Linked DNA regions of Mus musculus: region 2 is linked to region 1. The links are chromatin loops, found by intact Hi-C in ENCODE. Cell type or tissue: left cerebral cortex. All regions are shown on one strand.

Region 1 (8,000 bases):
CTCCTCTCATCCCTGTCCTCTTCCCTCTCCCTCTCCCCTTCTCAGAGGAGGCCTCCCACCCCAGGTACCAACCTGCCCTGGCACATCAAGTCTCATCAGGAATGATAGCATCTTCTTCCACTGAGGCCAGACAAGGCACCCCAGCTCAGCAAAGGGATTCAAAGACAGACAACAGAGTCGAGCCAGAGACAGTCCCTGCTCCGATTGAGACTGAGCTGCACATATGCTGCATTTGTATAGGGGCTTAGGTCCAGTCCATGACTGCTCTTTGGTTGGTGTTTCAGTCTATATGAACCCCCATGGGCCCAGGTTATTTGGCTCTTTAGGTCTTGTGGTGCCCTTGACCCCTCCAGCTTCCTCAGCCACCAACCAACTCTTCCCATAAGAGTCCCTGAGCTCTACCTAATGTTTGGCTCTGGGTCTCTGCATCTGTTTCCATCAGCTGCTAGCTGAAGCCTCTCAGTTGGCAGTTGTGCTAGGCTTCTGTCTGCAAGCATAGCAGAGTAGCATTAATAGTGTCAGGGGTTGGCGCTCTCCCATTGGGTGGGTCTCAAGTTGGGTTGGTCATTGGTTGGCCATTTTCTCAATTTCTGCTCCACCTTTATGCCTACACATCTTGTAGGCAGGGCAGATTTTGGATCAAAGGTTTTATGGGTAGGTTGGTGCCCCCCCCCCCCCTCCACTGGAAGCTACAGATGTTAGTCAAATCAGGCTTCATATCCTCCCAGGAGCTCCCCCTTCCCAGGTCTCTTGCTTGTCCCAGAAATGTCCCCCCTACCAATTTCTCTTCTCATTTTCAGCTCTCTCATCCCCCGTCCTCTGCTCTCTTCACACCCGATCCCTGCCTCATCCCCTTCCCCGCTCCCTCTCTCCCTCTCCCACCCAGTTCCCTCTCTCCATTCACTTCTGATGTCTATTTTATTTGCCCTTTGAGTGGGATTCATACACCCTCCCTTGGGACCTCCTTATTACCTAGTTTCTTTGGGATTGTATCATGGTTATTCTGTACTTTATGGCCAATACCACTTACAAGTGAGTACATGCCATACACGTCTTTCTGGGTCTGGGTTACCTCACTCAGGATATTTTCTAGTTCCATCCATTTGCCTGCAAATTTCATGATGTCCTTGCTTTTATTTTAATAGCTTGGTGGCATTCCTTTATGCAAATGTAACACTTCTTTTTTTTTTTTTTTTAAATCCATTCTTCGGTTGAGAGTTATCTGAGTTGTTTCCAGTTTCTGGCTATTACAGATAAAGCTGATATGAGCAGAGTTGAGCAAGCGTCTTTGTGGGATGGTGGAGAGCTATATAGCTGGGTCTGAGGTAGAACTATTCCCAGTTTTCTGAGAAACTGCCAAATTGATTTCCATAGTGGTTGTACAAGTTTGCACTCCCACTGACAATGGAGGAATGCTTCTCTTTTTCCACATACTCGCCAGCCTGTGCTGTCACTTGAGTTTTTATTTTAGCCATTCTGACAGGTAGGTATAAGATGGAATCATTTTGATTTGCATTTCCCTGATGACTTGATAGGTTGAACATTTCTTTAAGTGCTTCTCGGCCATTAAGATTTCTCTGTTGAGAATTCTGTTTAGCTCTGTACCCCCCTTTTAAATTGGATTATTTGGGTTGTTGGTGTTTAATTTCTTGAGTTGTTTATATATTAAACATTCTTTTAAACTCCCATTTGTATTTGTTTGCTTGCCTATGTGTTTATTAGAGTTTTATTATGTATCTACCTGGCCTGTACTAGACTTGGCTGTGTAGACTTGGCTGGCTTTGAACTCAAGACAGTTCTGCTTTGGCTTCTTAAGTGCTAGAAGACATTCGTATGGCATCATATCTGCCTTACTACTTTTCAAAAAACCATGTACACATGTACCTGAGCGAATGTAAGCCCCTCGTCTGTGGGTAACAGTGGAGAGAGGTAGGAGGTGGAGGAGCTGGAGCTAGAGTGTCAGGTAACACAGGTGCTGGGGCCTCACCGCAGCTAGCGCTGTCTGGATGAACAGGAGGCTCTTAGCTCCTGGGTCACTTTTCCTGCTCTGCCTTGGTACTGTTAAACAAATACGTTTCTTAGTTACCATTGAATTTTGTTTTTCAAGAATGGAAACATTGGCAGTATTTTAAGGCTCTCTCATTTACTTTACTTAGGTACTTAGTAACTTGGAGGGTTTAAAAATATTACTAAATGTGTCCCATGATTTCCAAACTTTTCGATCATTTGTAATCCCTTGGGTTAGAGAAAAGTTGCCTGTGTGAGTTGCTGGATCACACTTTTTGGGCTGTTATTTATAGTAGAAAAAGTCCTGGTAACAGTTGATGTGGAACTAAGAAGGTTTTATTAGTATTTTCTCTTTCAAAAATGCTTATTAATGTGTTTTCAAGTTATAATTACAGAGGACTAATACCACATAGCCTAATAATTAAATATAAAGAACATTGATATTGATTTCATATACAGCCTAAAGGCTAATGACCTCTTGGGTGGGTGGACTGTTGTCACTGCTGTTCATATTGTCTGGTAGTGATGGTTTCTTTTTTATATACTGCAGCCAACCATTTCTGCTATTCCTATGATTACCATCTTCCTTTTACATAAAAACAAACAGAAAGCCACAACCTAGGACTTAAAGGAGCCTCACCTATAAAGTGAGACATAATGTATATCTTAAAACTATCCATATGTTTAAAGAATACACATGTATATTCAACTCAATTATTTTGGGATATTTGTTTTAACTATGAAATCTAGTATTCTAATTCTTCTTACTGAGAAAAAAATGTCCACTGACAAAGTGAAAAGTTTTAAACTTTCCTTTCATTACAGATGTAGACATTTCATTAGGCTTATAGCAGCATACAGTTGATATGGTACATGTAAGGATGACAGCTAGGTGTTGAGGGATAGTAGACTGGTAGAGGGAAGTTCAGCATAAGTAGATACTTGAAAGCAAGATGGGGCTGCTTTGTATTCTGTTTTCTTCTTAAATCAGGCTTCTGAGCTGTAACAGTGTAAGCACCATTTACTAGCCAGTGTCCTCAGCAGGACCCTGGAAGCCACTGGAGCTGACTAATTTAGTCTTCTCTTACTCTTTTGGCCTAAAATTTTATTATCAGACTATCAGACTTGGCTTTTATTCCTAACCCAGATTGCCAGAAGAAGAAAATAATACACAATACTTGGGCTTATTTTCAATGCTCATATTTTGTTATAGTCAGCTAGAACTAGTGTCAGTGATGGTTGGAGGCTCCTAGACTGGAGGGCAGTGTTAACTCCTGTAAACCTATCTCCAAATGTTGTCTCTCCCTTCCAGTTCATCACAACAGTTTAAAACCAGCTTTTGTTTTTGTTTTGTTTTGTTGCTTTGTTTTTTTTGTTTTTTGTTTTAACAGGAAAGCCAGTGTAACTCCTTCAAGACTGGAGTGGCACACACTACCTGCATCTGCCTCATGTGAGTTCTCGTTTTGGGCAGCAGTGCTCTGCTAGGCTGCAACCTCTGTAGAGGTTTGCCCTTTATTTTTCTAAAATCTGTAAGCTCCTCCTCACACAGTGTGTCTTGGTGACAATGGTAAAGATGCATAAGCGCTCCAAGCTTCTGGCAGAAACTTTCCTTAGTCAAAGGAGCGCCCTCTGCTAATGTCAGCTCTGCTTTGGTTGGGTGAGCAGCTTCCACACAGAGCAGAGCCCACAGCTCCATCCCCACAGCATGCAGTTATTTTTGAAGAGCTGTTTTTCCTTGCAGATTATTGAGTAAAGAATATCTTTAAATGCGCTCTGTAGCTTCAACTTTCAAAGCTTTGGCTGTTCTCTTTATAGTCTTGTTACGTAACCTGAGAACACTGTGTGCTGTCCTAGGGGCTAAAGCAGGGTGGTGTTTTGTTTTGTTTTATTTTTTTCCTATTTCTTTTGGACTTTGGCCCTTAAAACAATTTCTTTCTTTGTCTTTGGATTTTGGGTAAATTGGGCTAGGCTCAGAATTTCCTCCGAGAATAAGTAAGCAGTTGATGTGAGATTGCTGCACTCAGAAACCATTGTCCAGGGTTGGAACCCTGGGAAGTTAGTTGTGAGAGCAATGCTTGAAGCTTTGGATTATTCGCTTTCCAGTTTTGTGAGAAGAACTGAAGTTAGAGTTTTTTGCAGCTGTGGCAAGACATAGAGCTCTGCAGCCTGAGGAGATAGAGGCTGGTCCTGCAGGGGTCTGTAGCCAGGGTAAAGGGCCCACTTGATGGGGGAATAAAAAGATGTTGTTTTTTTTTTTTTTTTTTAATTTTTTAACTTTTTTTTTTTTTTTTGAGACAGGATGCCATTAAGCAGCCCTGTGTGGCCCGAAGCTCATTGTGTAGGGCTGTCCTTGAACAAGGAGGGGTGCCTGCCTCTGCCCTGAGTACTTCTTTTACCTTTATCCGTGGAGAAGGTAGCACTGCATAAGCTTCATGACATTTTGCAACTGGGTCAGAATAAGTGTTGTTTTTTTCCCAGGGGCATTTGGAAGAAACATCTAAAGTCCTGTTTTGTGAAAGACAGTTCTGCTCCTTCAGCTGCGGCTGTATTAGATGTAGGTCTACAGATGATTTAGTGACCTGGGAGTGTGCACCGCTGAAATGATTATCCGAGAGGCTTACGAGGAGATGTCAATAGCTTGTCCATCTTGCTGATTAATATAGAGCTTGGTGAAATAGATAGGGTTGTTAAAGAAGTACTTGGACTCTCTGTGATAAATCCATTCCCACCCAAGACCAGGGCAGTCTATTCTGGTCCAGTTGGAAGAAATCAGAAGAGTACAGTGTGCTTCAGCATTCAAGCTTGAGCTTTGATGGCCTGAATAACTGGACGTTCATAGCAACAGTTACAGACCCCAGCTCAGGCCAGCGAGTGCAGAGGACTCGTTACGTTTCTGGGAAGTACCATGAACTGCCTTAGAGAAAGGAGACTTAGTGTTTCCAAGGTGAATTTATAGAAAGTCACCATAATTAAATATTTGAGAAGTTTTGCCCTCTGAACACAGTGTAGGTGTGGTATTTTGGTTTTACCATTGTTTCTTTAGGATTTAGAATTATTTTTGTATATTTTTTCACTGGTGAGATTGTTTCCTAGGTATGCCAGGAAGCTACACCCACAACACCTCAGTAACATAGCTGCCTGAGGATGACGTGAACAGTAACTGTATCACTAGACATGCTAATGTACAAGTGAGAGATCTCACAGATTCCACATTAGTTAGAGACCTACAGGCAACTAATGACTACTGCTAGAGAATTACCCTCTCCCCGGGATAGCCCCCTAATTGATTATTTAATACAAAGTAGTCAGCCTTGAAATCATATTCATACAAGCCACACTGACTGGACTCAGTCACATTTATATATTTATACATATATATTCATTGGTGTGTATATATGCAACAACAATAATAAGAGGCCATTAATTTTAGAGGAAGTAGGAAAAAACACAAGAGGGTTGGAGGAGGACAAGAAAGGGAGAATTTATGTTATTATATTATAATTTAAAAGCTTTATTAAGAAAAATAATGCTAAATTAATTAGACCTTCAGTTAAGATTATCTCATGGACATAGTTTTCAATGACCAATTCATCATAACTCATTAACCACAGAAAATTGTCAATTTAGGCATAAGTTTAAGAGTGGTGGGGGAATAGGTCTAATTTGTTTGTTTCTTTTTAAAGATTTGATTATTTATTATGTATACATTGTTCTCCCTGCATGCGTGTTTGCACACCAGAAGAGGGAACCAGATCCCATTACAGGTGGTTGTGAGCCACTATGTGGTTGCTGGGATTTGAACTCAGGATATCAGGAAGAACAGCCAGTGCTCTTAACCTCTGAGCCATCTTTCCAGCCCCACGTTTAGTTTTTAATCTTTGTTTTGAAGGCATATTCAGCAAATTATCCTTTTTGAAATATTAACAATTGACAAGTATTTTACATGAGCTAGATCTTAGAAAAAAGTTAGCTGTACTGGATTTTTTTCTTGTATACTTTTGAATTAAATAGGACTTTTGATTATTATGGGGAAGTTAATTTGGGTTTTTAGAAATTTTGTCAATAGTGGCTTTACAATTGGCATGACATCATGGCTGGGGAAGGTAGATGAAGGATGCTAGTTTTTGGTTTTGTTTTTCAGTGTAGATCAGTTTTGTACCAGGGTACCATGCTTTACTGGTCACCAGCTCTTACTCTGCTGATACACGTGAACACACAGTGCTACCTTTACCTTTGCCACAGGCACGTCAGACAGACTTGGAATTCTGTGTTGAAGGCTTCAGGGTTTATTTTTTTGTTTTGAGGGATCATAGTATAAGTAGAGAGGCTAAAGTAGAAGTTATGGGGGGGGGGGGGAGAAGTCTAGCTGCTTTTGAAAATATCCAGAGTAGCTGAGAATGGTGACATACTTCTTTAATCCCAGTACTCAGGAGGGATAGGCAGGCGGCTGTCCTTGAGTTTGAGGCCAGTCTTGTCTTCAGAGTGAGTTCCAGAACAGCCAGGGCTACACAGAGAAAACTTGTCTTGAAAAACCAAAAAAGAAAAGAACATATCCAGAGTTAATGTTAGGGAAGACCAGCAGCTGGAGGAAGGGGTTCTTGGTGAGGTCGGGGTCAGGGGCAGGGTGTGCCAGCCAGGAGGACTCTTAACAGGTAGAGACTCTGGGAGACTGGCACCCAGAGTCGATTTGATATGTTAAGCACAACAGTTAGCAGTTTGTCCTGGATTTGAGACCTAACAGTACCAGTTTAAATAGGCAGACAGATGGCAAAGTCCAGTTCGACTGTGGGCTAAAGATGTTAATAGTAGATGGGAGAACTGTAATGACCTAACAGGGTTGAGACTGAGAACGGAGCAGATATCTTTGTCTAGGCTGGAGTTTAGGAATAACAGGTTTCTGAAATTTTATTGATTTTTGTAATGTGACTGACTTTCCTGCTCCTGGAAACAAGAAAGGTTTTAAATGTACCAATTGGAAGAAGTGTATTTGAAGGAGTGACATTTTATTGTTGAGCTGCAGTGATAACACTTAAACTCTTTCATTGTGTCAAATTTTAGACATAGTAAAGAGAAACTGCACAGCTGAAACCTGTGCCATTTAGCTTTTAGTGAACAGTATGTTTATGAAGCAGATTAGGAGAAATACGTAGTTTTACACACACATTTGCATGTGACCATAGTGAAGGCCATGTCTGGTGAGCCAGATTTTAATACCTAATTTCTGGTTTGCAAAATAGATTTTGCTCATTGTCTTAGATGTGTTTTCTTATGGTTTGTTTGCAGTGGTACTCATCAGGAATGATTTTGCAGGTTGTAACAGTGTTAGGCCTAACAGCTGTTTGGGCTGATAAGAAGATGCATTTGCAAGGCAGAACATTGACAGACAGACCAGATAGCTGATTAGAAGACCACAGAGCATCTACCAGAAAAAGCTAAAATTAAAGTATAAAGACAAGAGGGACAAGCTTGTTCTGAATATTGCTGTTTCAGTTACAGTAAAGCCTCCAACAGATACACCTCTCTTACCAAGTTTGCTCCTTATTCAGTCTCACTGTTAATATCATAGCTATATATATAGAGTTAGATTGTCCCTCTGCCCCCGACACTAAATTGTGCAAGTCAAAGAGTAGATATAGGAAAAGTGTTGACAACAGGCTAAAAACTGTTCAGATAGGACCTGTTTCTGCCAATGACTGAATTTCCTTAGTACGGGCTGTATAATACAGAATACAAAGTTTGAGGGAAAAGAAGAAAGGAGGGATTGGGGAAAAGGAGAGACTCATTCATTTGGCCTCACTTCTCCTGGGCTGTTCTTCCTGCTGACTAATGAGCCTCCTCTTTGTGCAGTGTACAAGTCTCCAGAATATGAATCCCTTGGCTTTGAGCTTACTGTGGAGAGATTAGTTTCCATTGGCTATCCTCAGGAGCTGCTCAGCTTTGCATATGATTCTACATTCCCTACCAGGTAACATTTCAAGATATTTTTGGATTAA
Region 2 (8,000 bases), 52 kb before region 1:
GAGATAGGGGTCTCTCGCTGAACGGGGCTAACTGATTGGCTAGCCTGGCTGGCAGGAGCCCAGGGGTCCTGTTCTCACCTCTTGGTCTTGGGATGATAGGCTGCATAGAGCCATGCTGGCTTCGTGTGGATGCCAGAGAGTGGAACTCAGACCCGGTGCCTCGGCCTCTCAGATTTCTCAATTATAAAAGTAACACAATGTAGGAAAATTTGTGAAGAAGTATAAAGAAAAGCCAGACGTGGTGGCTCATGCTTATAATTGTAGTTGAGACAGGAGGATTCTCATGAGTTTGAAGCTAACCTGTTCTACAGAGACTCAAACAGGAAAAGGAAAAATAAGAATAAAAAGATACCTAACTCTTGTCACTGAAAGCAAACCCATTATTAACATACCCTGTTGTTACTTCTCTGTAGTCTCTGTGTGCACTCTCCTTTTTTCCTGTCAAATGTACACAGCCCCCTACCAGTCCCCCGCCCCCCCCCCCCAGACAGGGTTTCTCTGTGTAGCCCTGGCTGTTCTGGCATTCACTCTGTAGACCAGGCTGGCCTGGAACTCAGAAATCCGCCTGCCTCTGCTTCCCAAGTGCTGGGATTAAAGGCGTGCGCCACCACGCCCGGCCCCGTACCAGTCTTTAGTCACAGAACTGGGCATTTATTTACTTATTTTGAGACAGGGTCTTATTTGGTAGCCCTGGCTGGCCCAGAACTTGCTCTGTAGATCAGGCTGGCCCTGAATTCAGAGATCCACCTGCCTCTGCCTCCTGAGAGGAATTCAAGGTAAGCTTTAACCACTCCAGGCCTACCTACAAAACCAGGCTTTCTAGAAACATACTTGGCTTAAAGGTGGTATTAAGCTAACTGCAAACTGGCTTACATGCCATTTTTCCCATGTTGAAAAGCCTAATAGGTGAAAAGCCTAATAGGGGCTTATCCTCAGCTGACCTAGGCAGGGTGAAAGGCACAGGAGGGTAAGTAGAAGCTGTTAGCAGAGCCCTCCTGTTTTCAAAAACACCCTGTGGTTCAGGTTGACTGCAAGTGTAATGAGTCAGTAGTATGTCTGCCAAGAACTTTCTTCTCTTTTTCATTTTCTTCTCCTTCCTCCTCTTTCTTCCTTGTTCCCCCCCCCCCCCTCACCATTGCTTCCTCTCCCTTTTTTCTTTCTTTCATTATGTTGCTCAGGTTAACTTCAAATTCTGGGCTCACGTAATCCTCTTGCCTTAGTCCTAGCATCTCCAGAAGCTAGGACTCCCGGCAAGCTACCATACTTAGTGTTCACTGAGAACTTTACTGCACAAATGCAAGGCGCTGTTACAAAGTGGAAGCCATAGTCCTCCTTGATTATGATGGTACTACAAAACTTGGCTTAGTCTTGGATGATACCATCTAAAGGAAATCAAAATCAAATCAGCCAAATGCCTGAGAGAAAGACAAAGATCCTCAGAATTAGGACAGAGGAAAAACAATGGGAGGGATCAAATATCCCCAACTCGGGAAGATCTTGGGCAAAGTCCAAGGTCGAAGAACCAGTAGATCAGTTGCTTTTCCGAGGCTCCCAGGACTAGAATTTGGTCTTTGCGATGAATTCCAGAGCTGCCCAGACTAAGGAATGCAGTGTTCTGGACATAGTGGGTGGGCTGTCTTGTAGTGAAGTACGGTAACGGGTGTCAGTGTATTCAACTACTATTTATTGTTTGCTAGGATCCAGAACTAAGCCTGGAGTCTGTATTGTTTCATTCTATCAATAATATCTCGGATAAATCAACTGTGTGTAGTCAGGTTCCTTGGTTGGTTCCCTGGGTAAGTAGTGAAACTAGGATTTGAACTCATTCTGATAAACCCCAAAGCTGGTCCCTATGATTATCATGGAGTTGAGTTCAAGGTCTTCCAGGGAGACCCTCTGGTTCGTTTGTCTAGGAGTAAGCTGCTAGGAGTAAGGGACACACTCTTCCCACCTTAGGGAAAGCCTCTCGCAGAGTAGGCGTGGTCACCTAAGGTAGGGGCGGGGCAGCCAGGAGTGTGCTGAGGGGAGCAGGCAAAAAGCCAAGAGGTGGTTATTCCTAGGAAATGGATAGGTTGTTAACGTGCATCACCCTCGGAGTTTAGCAGCTCTGGGAGTTCTGTGGTGGGAAGTTCCCCGAGCCCTGTGAGGGGCCCTGAGACAGGACCGCCCGCCAGGGAGCATCGCCGCGGCCGGCTTCTGCGGCGGAGCCCGGGTAAGGAACAGAGCGCCGGTCCCTGGCCGGGCGCGAGCTGGGGGCGGTGCCGGGGCGGCGGGGGCGGGGAGGGCGCGCGCCGAGGCGGCTGCGGCAGTTGCGCGCTAGGATTGCTGCCGTGCGGTGCGGCCGGTGAGTGCGGCGGCACCCGCGGCGGGCGGGAGGGGGCTTGGAGCGGGCGGGCGGCGAGCGAGCAGGCTGGGGAGGATGCGCGGCCCAGCGCGCGACCCAGCGGCCCCCGCCGTCCGCCCGGCGTCCCTTTCCTCAGGGCTCCCTACCCCGGCCCAGATCTGCCCGCGCGCCCGCGGCCTCAGCGCCCCGGCGTGGCGCACGCCCCCGGCCCGGGCGCCCCCGGCCCGCCGCAGCCCCTTCCCCGCGCGGCGGCGACGCCCCCGGCCCACGTCATGCTCGCGCCATTGTTTCCCAGCGTCCGCTAGCTGGGACCCCGCCTTTCTCGCGGAGTGGGCGGGCAGGCGCCGCTCTCGGTTCCCCTGGTCTCTCTGGGCTGGCAGCCTGGCCTCAGTTCTCGTGAGGCGGGTGCGGGGCTCCCCTCATGGGCTGCGAGCCTGGCAGGGTTTGGATCTGCCCGCGGAATGGCCCACGAGCCAGTTTTGTGGTGCGCAGTACTTCCTGGAAAGCTCACATCAATTGCAAGTCTCGCCTAAAGACGTTTGGAGGCGGTTTGTCCCTCGCCTTTTTTTTTCTGGGGCCCCCGAAGCCCTGCAGGGCGAGATGCAGAAGTGGGGCCTGTTACAAGAACAGCGTTTTGAGCGGTTGGCTTTGCCTGGCCGCAGCCTTTAAAAGCATTAGATGAAGGTTTGTGTCGGATTTGTTTCACAGCCTCGGTAGTCGAGGGCTGTGCTCTAATAGAGCACTCTGAAATGACTAGTCACTCAACACGGTTGCGTGTTCCCCACCACTTCTCTGCGCCCCCCCCCCCCCCGCACATTGTTTCATAATGACCGTAGACCTATAATTTTTCTTAAGGGATGCAAATTCCTTTGGCCGTCATGTGTAGGGGGAGGATGTTAAAACGGTGCCATTTATCGTAGACGTAGTGAGTACAGAAAGACTTCAGGTCTTTCACATAGTCACCTTAGCATTTTCCATCAATGGCTAAGAATGTAAGAGAAGACATCAGGGCTTAGAGGTTCAGTTTAACAAACCAGCTGGTTAAAAATTGCAATAAAATCGTTGCGGGTGCTCGTAGTGGCAAGGTGGTTATGCTGGGCTGTTGATACAAGGATTGATGCTTCCCGGCTTGCTTCCGAAGAGCATTTCCATTACAATATGAACCTGTTTGTAGGCCTCGAACAGGCTCTGTACCCTAGTGGCCTCGAACTTGGGATCTTTCTCTTCCAGGTCCCTAACAGATATTAATAGGCTTGTTCCACCATGCCTGAGCTTGAAAAACTGGTTTAAGCTTCACTCTTACCAAAAAAATGAACAAAAAGCCAAATTCAGTACTATTGGTTGTTGCATTATTCTCAGCCAGCATTAATCTGTAAAATAAGATGCCCTTCAAGGTTCTGTCGTATGAAACAGTACAGTCATCAGAAGCGTTTGGTAAATATGAGTACTCAGAGTGCCTGCTGGCCTTACTAGATGACATACGTCTTCCTGAAGAGAGCCAGGTTATGGGGGACTCAGCTGTATGAGGAAATTGGTGTCTCAAACATGGTATTTAGAAAAAGTTGATGTTTATGTTACTGCGTTTCACTATGCATCCCAGGTTATCCTAAAAATTCTTCAGTTTTCTGAGTACTGTGCACACATTTCTTGGCCTGTGTCTATAAACTGTAGGTTCTCAGTTTGGTGTGGTGGTTCACTGGAGACGCAGGGTCAGGTGACAAGCCTGGTCTAGGTAGCAAGTTCAGGACAGCCAGAACTACTAGAGACTCTGTCTCAAAACAAAACAACAAACAAAACAAAAACAAAAAATAGTTTTTAAAAAGTGTACAGGATCTCTCTACTGGGGACTGAACTAGGGACTAAGCTTAGGCTAGGCAAAGCAGTCTACTATTGAACTACGTTCAGGCCTTTTTTATTTTGAGGAAGAGCCTTTTTAAGCTGCTCATTTTGGGTTCCTCTTCCAAGGGCCTAGCACCCACCCGCGCACCTTGAATTGGCCGTGTAGCTTAGGCGGGGCTCTAATTTGGGATCGTCCTACCTCAGCTCTCCAAAGCGCTGGGATTGTAGGCATGTGCCACCATGCTTGCCTGGGCTTGAGAAAAAGGGGGTGGGCGGGGGTGCTTTACTGCTTCACTCTTTCCAAAAAGCAAAACAAAAACCAACCTGCTGACATCTTACCAAGAGATTTACTTATGTTTTACTTTTTTGTTTTCTAGCTTTTTTGCGATAAGGTCTCAGACATTTTGTGCTCTGGGCTGGTCCCAGAGACCTGCATAGCTTGGATTGCAAAGTGAGCCACTACGGGTGACCTCAAATGTAGGTTTTTACTTAGTGATGATTGCTGAGTACACACTGCTACTGGACTTGATCTTATTTTCATTTTTGGATGCTTTATACCAGGCCTTTATGCAGGATAGCAGGCAGTGCGGGCACACATGCTTTCAGGAAGTGTTTGTTGATGTGATGTTTTTAGCTTTTGTGACAGCATCTACTAACATGAGATGCTGACTATCACAAGGCATATGCTAAGTGACAAGTGAGTAGTGAAAGCTGTACTTCCAGCCAGGAGACAGCTTACGGACAGTTTAAGGGCAGTAGTACCAGACGAAGCTAGTAACAGATGTTCTGGTAAGCTCTTTACAACATAATGTGACTTGGATTCTTTGGAGCTAGAGCAAAATGAATAAAAGGAACCCCTACCACCCCTTTAAAAATAATATGTGGGAGGGGAGGTGTTTTTTTTTTTTTAGGTTCAAACCTGAGGATGTTAATTTCCTTACATGAAGTTGATAACAAATTATCATGGAGTACTAAAATTTTGTCATTGGACCATTACATATTTTTTATGTTATATTCATTCATATTTTATGTGTTGAGTGTTTTGCCTGCATGTATGTACACCATTTGTGTGCCTGGTGTCTATCAGGATCCAAAGAGGGCATTGTATTTCCTGGAACTGGAGCTACAGATGGTTGTGAGCCACCATGTGAGAGCTGGGACTTGAACTCCGGTCTCCTGAAGAGCAACCAATGTGCTTAATCTCTGAGCTATCTCTTCAGCCATACCAAGTCGTAAGGGGCTAAGGATGGGGAGTCTCACTAAATCTTAAACTGGCTTGGAACTCAGTAGTTCAGGCTGGCCTCCAGCTTGCAGTTCTCTTGCTTCAGCCTCTTAGGGCTGGGATTATAGGTGAGGGCCAACACGTCTTGTTTTATATAACTTTATTGATTGAAATTTGATTGCATTCTCTAGAGATTGGTTGCAAAAGTTTGTGGAAAATAACTAGCAATAAAACAACAAAAATCCAATAGCAGTAACAGAAACCCCCCTAGTATCAGGAAAGCAAAAATCCTCCCCCTTTTAATGCTGACTACAGAATCAAAAAGATGAAGTTGATGTGGAGACTGTTGAACTGTTTATTCTACCATTTGCGTGTCTCTGTTGGCTGGGAGCCATTATGAGAAATGCCAAATGAAAGAGCCCTGTGTGACAGGATCAACTTGGAAAACCTGGCACCTGAAACTTAATAGCTTTTCTTAAAAAAAGCGATACCAGCTGTGGTGAAAGCAGGACAATCAGGGGCTTAAGGTTGCTGGTTACAAATGGAATTCTAGGCCAGCCTCAGAGTCATGACACCCTGTCTCAAACACACAGACATTTTAAATGTTAGCGTGCTTTCATTCATATGACTAGTGGAATGTACTTTTTTAAAAAGTGTGTAATAATTTATTTAATCTGTTTCTTTTTTGTTGAAACATTTCATATGTGAGTACTGTAAAACCTTCTTCCTTTACCCCTCAACTCTTCCCATGCACACATCTCATCCTCACATACATAGTCTCTTGTTACTGTAGCATATGTACATACACATCTATAACTATAACCTGGTGAGATCATCTACTGTTACTCATATCTATGTGTGTTTACAGCTGACGACTTGGAATTGAATAACCTGTCTGGGAGCTCATCTCTAGAGAAGGCTGATTCTGACTTTATTACCAACCATTAATTTCCTATAGCACTTCATATCGGTGGGGCCTTGGGACTTCTCCCCATCTGATGTTGGCATGTGAGTTGGTAGTGGTTTTTTTCAGGTCTTGTTTAGGCAGCTGTTGTTGAGTGTTCATGATGCAGCTTTCCTGCCACACAAAGGACGCTGTCTCACAGCAGACATCACGGTCCTTTGGCTCTTAGAATTCCCTCCTTTTCCAAAATGTTCTTGAGCCTTGGGTGTAGAGATTGTGCTGTAGACCTATCAGTTGGGTCTGGGCACCCACAGTTGGTTGTTTTCTGCATTTTGAACAGTTTTTTGTGGCTTTCTACAGTGATCTCTGCTTGAAAAAAAAAAAAAAAAGTGAGAGCTGCACTTTCCTGTGGGAATAAGGAGGGGTGCTGAGCATGTGGCTAGAACTTACACTGTCTATAAGTGGCAGCGTTGTAGGTTCTCTGGGTTCCATGGCTTCACCAGCCACAGCTCGGATTCCACAGCTAGGATTATAGTGCCTAGCATGGATTCCCTCCTGTTGAGTGCACCGGAGTCCAGTTAGTAAGTGTCACTGTTGCATCTTTAGTGATAGCTTGCATTACTCCTTCAGGTGCTGTGAGAGCTAGTCCTTGGGTAGGAGACTTCTAGGTCATTTCCATTCCAGTTCCTCCAAGTCCCGTATGTGAAGTATATGTATGTGAAGTATATGCTATCTTCAGCAATAGGCTCTTACCTTCGATTTTTGGGGGGCAATCAAGGGCAGTGGTGGCAATTCCTTCCATTATTTTTTTTTGGACTTGTGACCAACAACTTCAAAGGAAGTTGCTTATACCTAGCAGTAGGGTTTTTGTTTGATAGTCTGGCTTTTAGGGGTAAATAAGTGTTTTTTAAAGTTCCTTGTTTTAGTTTCATGGAATATCTAGTATATAGTGTTGTTTTGTGGTACCAGGGGCCTTGTGTAGGCAAGCGCTCTACAACAACACGTCCCCAGCCTTTTTTTCCCCACTTCTAAACTTTTTACTTTGATAAGGGTTTTCGAAAGTTATCTAGGCTGACCTAGACATTGCCATGAAGCCCAGGCCAACCTTGAGCTTAATCTTCCTGCCTTCAGTCTCCAGAGTGGCTCCCAGAACAGTCTTCTGCTACTAGACCCGATTTAAAGTTTCTTTCTTTGGGCCAGAGAGATGGCTCAGCGGGTAAAGGCAGTATCCTTGCAAGCCTGACAACCTGAGTTTGATCCCTGTGCCCCACATGGTGGAAGGAGAGAATTAACTCCCACAAGTTGTCCTCTGATGTCCATATGCATCCTGTGGCACAAGGGTGTCCTGACCCAAGATAGATACATATAATAAACATCCCCCCTCCTCTTTACCTAATTCAGTTTTTCTTCAGACACCAGAAGAGGATGTGGCATCCCATTACAGATGGCTGGGAGCCACCATGTGGTTGCTGGGAATTGAACTCAGGACCTCTGGAAGAGCAGTGCTTTTAACTGCTGAGCTATCTCTCCAGCCCTATTTTGCTTGTTTAAAGTACATTTAACTTACTGTGTGTAAACACACACCAAAATGCATGCCCACACAGGAACATGTCTTTGTGTACACATAGGACAGAGGACAACTTGTGGGTATGGTTCTCCTTCCCCCATGTGGGACCCAGAGGTTGAAGCTG

What was found. Peaks named below come from ENCODE experiments on the same cell type or tissue, not always from the same donor. Only the 100,000 strongest peaks of a DNase experiment are listed, where the experiment ranks them.
Region 2: it touches region 1 in a loop (6-fold over the local background); 7 of 42 quality-filtered maps call a loop at or near these places.

The regions. Positions count from the first base shown.
Region 1 is chr19:46,904,947-46,912,946 of GRCm38, reverse strand. It overlaps Nt5c2 (5'-nucleotidase, cytosolic II), which reads left to right. Exons shown (of 18, transcript NM_029810.5): 4 at 7,855-7,972. Among named protein-coding and RNA genes, the nearest start is that of Nt5c2, 53 kb to the left of the region's middle. In left cerebral cortex, a CTCF peak has its summit at 3,843; DNase peaks (open chromatin) are centred at 3,775 and 7,894; H3K27ac peaks cover 6,121 bases.
Region 2 is chr19:46,956,616-46,964,615 of GRCm38, reverse strand. Nt5c2 (5'-nucleotidase, cytosolic II) reads left to right here and starts at 2,308. Exons shown (of 18, transcript NM_029810.5): 1 at 2,308-2,344. In left cerebral cortex, no CTCF peak of the experiment used is centred here; DNase peaks (open chromatin) are centred at 2,746, 4,365, 4,822, 6,755 and 1 more place; H3K4me3 peaks cover 2,494 bases; H3K27ac peaks cover 3,311 bases.